Linked DNA regions of Homo sapiens: regions 2 and 3 are each linked to region 1. A link is a loop called in an ENCODE intact Hi-C map of the cell type or tissue named here. Cell type or tissue: heart left ventricle. All regions are shown on one strand.

Evidence for each region. Peaks named below come from ENCODE experiments on the same cell type or tissue, not always from the same donor. Only the 100,000 strongest peaks of a DNase experiment are listed, where the experiment ranks them.
Region 2: it touches region 1 in a loop (7-fold over the local background); 89 of 110 quality-filtered maps call a loop at or near these places.
Region 3: a loop joins it to region 1, with 2.2 times the contacts of the local background. A loop is called at or near these places in 15 of 110 quality-filtered maps.

The regions. Positions count from the first base shown.
Region 1 is chr7:25,845,666-25,848,165 of GRCh38, reverse strand. No RefSeq gene overlaps it. Among named protein-coding and RNA genes, the nearest start is that of LINC03007, 57 kb to the right of the region's middle. In heart left ventricle, no CTCF peak of the experiment used is centred here; a DNase peak (open chromatin) is centred at 1,305; H3K27ac peaks cover 2,367 bases.
Region 2 is chr7:25,567,716-25,570,215 of GRCh38, reverse strand. No RefSeq gene overlaps it. Among named protein-coding and RNA genes, the nearest start is that of LINC03007, 220 kb to the left of the region's middle. In heart left ventricle, a CTCF peak has its summit at 1,140 (motif pointing right); no DNase peak of the experiment used is centred here.
Region 3 is chr7:25,783,849-25,786,348 of GRCh38, reverse strand. The region is part of intron 1 of LINC03007 (long intergenic non-protein coding RNA 3007); the gene reads left to right. Among named protein-coding and RNA genes, the nearest start is that of LINC03007, 5.0 kb to the left of the region's middle. In heart left ventricle, no CTCF peak of the experiment used is centred here; no DNase peak of the experiment used is centred here; H3K27ac peaks cover 340 bases.

The DNA.
Region 1 (2,500 bases):
CCAGATGTTTAATTACCACGTTGACACAATTGGATTATGACTTCAGGGCAAAAAGCAACTTTACTAAAGAGAATTTGAATGGAAAACAAGAGCATTTTAAAGATCCTCATACAGCAGTTTATTTCTCTTGTTAAATTCATGTCCCTCAAGATATCACAGTACCCACTAGGTACAGATACTGGGCCGCCCTTTGTTAAATCGTAGTTGGATTTATTTTTGCTTCCCTTTTTGGCCCTCTTTCTCACCATTTGTCATTTTCACAGGCTTTAGTGACATAAATCTTGTGGAATGTTGGCTATGCACATAGCATGAAGGATTCAACCTCTCCCATTTCAGGCTGGTTGGCCAATGTAAGCAACTGAGGGTGGCAGAGATCAGGGACAGATAAGACAGGGAGAAGAAGGGGTAGAGGGACTTTGGAAAGAATACCTGAAGTACGAAAGTGACACCTTTAAGGTTAAGGGTGATGGCAATTGACTGATGATTACCAGGTAACAATGGAGTCCACTGGAAGCTGCATAACCATGAACTGTTATGATTATTTTTTCCTATCTATGTGGAAAGGCCTGGTTTGCTTCTCTGCACACAGTCCTGATTCAGTGTGGTGCCCGCATATTGTAAATGTCTTATCCAAGAATCCAGGGACCTGGCCCTGAAGGAAAAGCTGAGGACAGAGTATTTCTGCAACAGGCCTAGGCTCTTGCAAACTTGCCTTCCCAAAGCTCCAAGCCCAACTGGCCTGCAGGGGAGGCGGTCTCGCTGACAACCTGCCCTTTGGCCTTATACCTTCTGTCACAAAAGAGCCATTTTTCCTGAATTTGAAATTGAAGAATTTGATGGCACACGAGTGCTGGGGGGATTTTATTAAGCTGATAAATATGACTACAATTTACTTAAAACCAGTGGCTCTTCTCACTGTCAATGTTGTGGAGTTTATGCCTTTTTCTCTCAAGCTCTCTTTGGCCCAAGCAATTCAGGGCAGAGAGTTTGAAGGGTATTTTGTTTCTGATGTGGGCAGTCTGAAAAATAGTGGACCTTTTAACATTGCACTGACAGACACTCTCAGGGCTAATATAATTGATGTATTCATAGGAGCTTAAGCAAAATAGCTTTCCAAAAGGGAGAAAAACTTGTCTTTTCACCTAAGCACTGACCGATTTGTGGTTTGGATGCTTACACGAGATATTAAACAGACCCGATGGAAAAGGCTTGTTTGCCTCAAGTCTGACTTTCCCTCCTCTTGTAATTTTTGGCCTTGAGTCAAATTTTTGTCCATTCCCCTGCACTCCTTGGGTTGAGGCCAGCACAACGGGCTTGCACTCTCCATGGTGTTGACAGAGTGTTTTTCAGCTGTACCAAAGGCCACAGATTTTCTGTCAGACTTCAAGATACACAGCCTGATAAACATGTCTGCCTCTGGCGATTGGCAGCATTCTTTCTGGAAAAGAAAACAAAAATTGTTTTATATCAATAAGGAAAGTGGTATGAATAGCATAGAATAACACAACTTGGAAGGTGTGCCTGAGGCCTGAGCTTTTTTGCAGTATGTTTAGCTCTTCAGTTCAATTTATTTTTGAGTTCTGTCTTCACCCCACCAGCATCTGATTACTTTCATCAGCCATATGTGTCTGGTTGTGTAACAAATAAACAAATCAACAACCGATTTGTTTGGAAGGTTGGTTGGTGGTAAATGACTCCAGAATGGTGTTTGGAAAAAGTATTTTGGCTTTCTGTAGATATTTTATTTTTCATATGGGATGAAATGGCTGATTTTCGTTAACTCTCTTGTTCACTACAATTTAAAGAAACTGCATGATGTTTCTTCTCTCTGATATTTTCTAGTTGAGTTTTTTTCCCATCACTTTATTCTCTTGGCCATGTGTCAGGTCACCAAATTGGGAAATCAGCCCATGTGGATGACACAAAACTCAACTCTGTGTTACCTGGAAATCTCATCTTTGTAGAGCTGTAGCCAGCTCGGTGCAGATTCCCACAATCAGAGGACTGGATAGCTTCTTCTGACAATTTCTTGCAATCAGAGGGGATTCTTGCTTTGCCATCTTGACTTCAACGTTGACTGTTGGAAAGGAAGAGGGAGGAACACATCCTCAGAGTCAGCACCCTCTTTCTAAAGCTGCTTTGCCATTGAGCAGATGCCCTGGAAGCCTGAAGGGAAGGCTGACTTCTTCAGGTTGAACTTCCCTTTGGAAGATTGATTAAATGCTGATGATCTCTTCAGCAAGCCCATGTGGACCCAATGGCTCAAAGCCAGCCTCAGAACCTCTCCAGTGCAGGCTGCTGGCCGGATTGTACCACCTCACCTGGATGCCGGCTGCTCAAAGGCAGACGAGGCTCATGATGCCTGCTCTTGGGAGTTCCTCAGTGGCACTCAACATTAATTACCTCTCCCCCAGGCCCTTCTGCAAAGTCCAGTGCCAGATCTCTGATGTCACTGCAGGACTATGATTAAACACCAGCTCCAGATCAGCCCAGTGACAGG
Region 2 (2,500 bases), 280 kb after region 1:
TATTTTTCATTTTAATTTTAGTTTTTGATATATTAATTTTTATTGATTACTTGTTGAAATGATAATATTTGGGATATATTATGTTAAATAAAATGTGTTATTAAAAATAATATCACTAGGTTCTTATATTTTTAAAAGTGTAGCCTCAGAGTATGAGAAGCAGCCTGAGGTAGACCAGGTAACAGTCAGAAGGAACTCAGAGGAGGAGGTCTCAGATGTGTGGGAGGCAGGAAAAACTCTATGAAGGAGGTGGCTTTGAGATTGGGCCTTGAAAGATGTTATCAATACAGGAGTTCCCCCTTATCGGTGGTTTTGCTCTCTGCAGTTTCAGTTACCTGTGGTCAACCATGGTCTGAAAATATTAAACGGAAATTCAAGAAATAAACAACTCATTAGTTTAAGTTGTGTGCCATTCTGAGTTGCCTGATGAACTCTCTTGCCGTCCTGCTCCATCCCTTCTTCATCACAAAAAGAAAAAGGGTGAGTACAGTACAATAAGATATTTTGAGCCGGGTGCAGTGGCTCACGCTTGTAATCCCAGCACTTTGGGAGGCCGAGGAGGGCGGATCACTTGAGGTCAGGAGCTCAAGACCAGCCTGGCCAACATGGTGAAATCCCATCTCTACTAAAAAAAAAATACAAAAAAATTAGCCGGGCGTGGTGGCGTGTGCCTGCAGTCTCAGCTACTTGGGAGGCTGAGGCAGGAGAATCGCTTGAACCCTGGAGGCGGAGGTTGCAGTGAGCTGAGATCACACCACTGCACTCCAGCCTGGGCGACAGAGCAAGACTCCATCAAAAAAAAAAAAAAAGATATTTTGAGAGAAAGAGACCACAAGTAGGTAACTTTTACTGTAGTATATTGTTATAATTATTCTCTTTTATTATTAGTTATCCTTGTTAATCTCTTATTGTGCCTAATTTATAAATTAAACTTTACCATCGGTATGTATGTATAGGAAAAAATATCACAGACATAGGGTTTGGTACTATCCGTGGTATCAGGCATCCACTGGGGTTCATGAAACGTATCCCCCTCGGATAAAGAGGGACTACTGTAATGCTATTGATAATTGATGACCGCAATATCGACAACACCCACTGTTTATTACAAGCTTGCCACTCGTCGGTCACCCTGTTAACCGCCAGGGGTCGGTAGCGAGGCGGAGATGGACTTTCTGAATGCGGAAACACCAGCAGTAGCGGCAAAAGCAGAGACCTGGACAAAGGACTGTATACACTTGGAAGTATCTGAGGTGGGGGTGGGAGGTAGGGGACAGGAACGATTAGGTGTTAAACTCTTACGAAGTAGAAGAAAAGGCAGGAAGGCAAGTTGGAGTCAAGTTTAGAAGCATCTTCAATGGGAAGGGAAAATCTTTCTACCTAGTTCCGTGAGAAAATGTGGTGATAACAAAACACTTTGGAAGCGCTTTGTGATACCTGCTGTTCCAGTGTCCAACACGCACTGACTCACTATGAGAGAGGTACCAATGCAGTCACGTGAGGTGTCACTACGGGGAAATGTTCTGACACGTGCATGTTTAGCGATTTCAACGCCGTGTGAACGTCATAGAGTGTATTTACACAAACCTAGACCCAGAGTGTATTTACACAAACCTAGACCACAGAGTCCACCACACCCCTGGGCTGTGTGGCATAGCCTATTGCTCCTTGGCTACAAACTGGAACAGCGTGATACTGTGCTCAATACTGTAGGCAGTTGTAACACATGGTATTTGTGTATCTAAATATAGAAAACGCACAGTAAGATACAGCAGTAGATTTAAAACAAATGGTACAATGGTAAGTGTATGGGACACTTACCATGACTGGAGCCTGCAGGACTGGAGGTGGCTCTGGGTCCATGAGTGAGTGAGTGGTGGGTGAATGTGAAGGCCTGGGCATGACTGCACTATTGTAGGCTTTAGAAACACTGCACATTCAGGCTACACTGAGGTTATAAAATATCTTTTTCTTTGTTCAATAATAAATTAACCTTAGCTTACTGTAACTTTTTTGCTTTATAAACTTTTCAATTTGGACTCCTTTGTAATAACACTTAGCTTAAAACACAAATACATTGTGTAACTGTACAAAATATTTTTTCCTTATATTCTCATCCTATAAGCTTTTTTTCTATTTTTAAATGTGTTTATTTATTTATTTATTTCCTTTTTATATCACTACCTTCCACTCCCACATCTTATCCCATTGAAAGGTCTTCAGGGGCTAGAACACCCATGGAGCTGTCGTCTCCTGTGGTAACAGTGCCTTCTTCTAGAATGCCTCCTAGATGACCTGCCTGAGGCTGTTTACAGGTAACTTTTAAAACCATAAGTAGATAGAGTACACTCTAAAATAACAATTAAAAGGATAGTATAGTAAATGCATAATCTAAAATAACAATTAAAAGGATAGTATAGTAAATGCATAATCTAAAATAACAATTAAAAGGATAGTATAGTAAATGCATAAACTAATAACATAGTTTTGATTGACATTG
Region 3 (2,500 bases), 62 kb after region 1:
GACATCATTTTGTCATTTTCCTGCTCAAAAACCTCCTGTGCCTCCCCATTGTCTATTGCAAGGTTTCTCAACCTTGGTGCTATTGACATTGATGTCATTGATTGGGTGGTTTATAAGCAACAGAAATTTATTTCTCATGGTTCTAGAGGCTGGGAGGTCCCATATCAAGGTGCCAGTAGATTTGGTGTCTCTTGAGGACCCACTTCCTCACAGACAGCCAACTTCTAACTCTAACCCCAGAGGGTGGAAGGAGTGAGAAGTCTCTCAGGTCTCTTTCATAAGGGCCCTAATCTTATTTGTGAGAGCTCCACCTTCATGACCTAATCACCCCCAAAGCCTCCACCTCCTAATACCATCATCTTGTAGGGAGGTGAGGATTTCAACATAAGAATTTTGGGGGGACATAAACATTCAGACCAAATTACATCCCCACTGAGTCATGACAACCAAAAATGTTTTTGGGCATTGCCAAATGTTCCCTGGAGGGAAAAATCAGTCCTGTTTGAGAAACACTGGTCTACTGAATAAAGAGTATAGATCTTTCCTTCTCCATTAATCTCCACCTCCCTCATCCTCTCCTTGAGGCATGTCTGCCTCCCAGTCCCCAGACATTTGTTAATGCCCTTTAGTTCTTTGTTCCTGTGTTTTCCCCCACTTGAAATGCATTTCCTCTTGCTTGTTCCTATCTAAACCTTACCATACCTTCAGAATACATTTCCAGTCCCAACTCTTTCGGCATTCCCAACCCCATTTGCTTTCCTCTTCCTAATACACATAGTATTTATAGTCCCTCTTGCTCTTTTCGAGACAACAGAAACTCCAGAGGTGTTTAGGGCCATCTGCAAGTAGAGAAACCTTGAGCTCCTGGAGAGACCCCTGGGGATGAATTAAGAACCCAGAGTAGAGATTATTGCTCAGGATAGCCCCAAGAGTTCCCTACACTCAGAGGGGAACAGATGTTGCTGAGAGAGGACCAGGCCCAATGAGGCATTCAACTGGGTTTGGCGATATTTGGTGGTCACTTGAGTAGATTGATGCTGAAAGTCCAGATGGGGAGAAGGAACATGGCCACTGGGGAAGGATGACAACCTTGAGGACCAGCTTCATTGGACGCTGATAACTTGCCACCAAATAACCCAATTTAGGCAGTCAGTGGCAACATCAAGATGGTGGCTTTGAGATTGAAGTACCATACAATTCTGTCAGATTCCCCTCTAGCCATTCTGATAAGAATAAAAATAAAAATAAAAATAATAACAATTATTAATATCATTCTATCACTTAGAGTGATCAACTGTCCCAACTTGTCTGGGATGGGTTGGACAGAGACCCTGAAATGTGGGGCTTTCTGCTGTGTAACTGAGATGGTCCTGTGCATACCGGAAAAATTGGTCACCCTACTACCATGATTACTACTACAACTACTGCTACCATTAATATTTTAATATTTTTTAATATTCCTCTTATTCTAATAGTTTCTAATATTCTCTTTTAGGTGCAATTTAAATTTTCTCAATTTATGCAAAGTTAGTTGAAAGCTACTTCAGAAAAAAATTTTTTTGATCCAAAACATATAATGCAACACACACACACCTTCCAGTGGGAACTGCCATCCCTAACAAAACTTCTTTTAGATAGAATTCTGGCATTGCTTGTTGCCAAGAGTTCTCAATATGACACTGGGCTGGGAAACTCTTCCCTCGCATTGCACCCATCTGATTTGGGTCAGAACACTCATGGTAATGAGGGTCTACAGTCTTGAAGGAATGTCCAAATATCTGAGTATGTCTTCTTTTCCATTTATGCAGCTTAGACCTCTTTTCTGGTTAAGTCAATTGAGTGATCCCACTTACATGGTCTGAGATTGCTGCAGGCAACTATTCCATTTACAAAGCAACATGAGTTCCAGATAATCTAATTGGTTAATCAAGATTCTCTAGCAAAATGAAACAGGCCAACAAAACAAATCAAGTCAACAAAACTAGCTTAATTGTGTTTATCTGAGTAGACTTGGCCACAAAAATACCTGTCCTGAATTCTAGTCTCATATCCATTATTGACAAGCCATATAACTTTGCATAGATCAGTTGACTTGGACTAGCAGCTAACTTTCTCTTCTGTAAAAGAGATGATATTAGTTTGTTATGCTAGTGATTAGTTTGTATCCAATGAGGTGAGAGTATGCTGAGAAGCGTAAGGTGTTATGCAAATGGAAGTCTTTGCACTGAAAGCGTTCTCTTTTGGTGACTTTTAAAAAGGAGTATTATGTTAACCTTATCCTGGATCTGTGTTCAAAATCTTACAATACATTGCCATTCAATTTCACGTGCTCAGCGGTTCTGTGTGGTATAGCTGCTGTTTTTGGCAAATGTCATCATTTCATTCATCGAGCTGTCCTGAAGTTTGGGCCCTGAGGTAGCACATGTGGAATGAGGACAATGGAATTCTCCATCCTCCAACTCCAGTAAATTCCGTGGGACTGCATGCAGTGGCCCCTTGA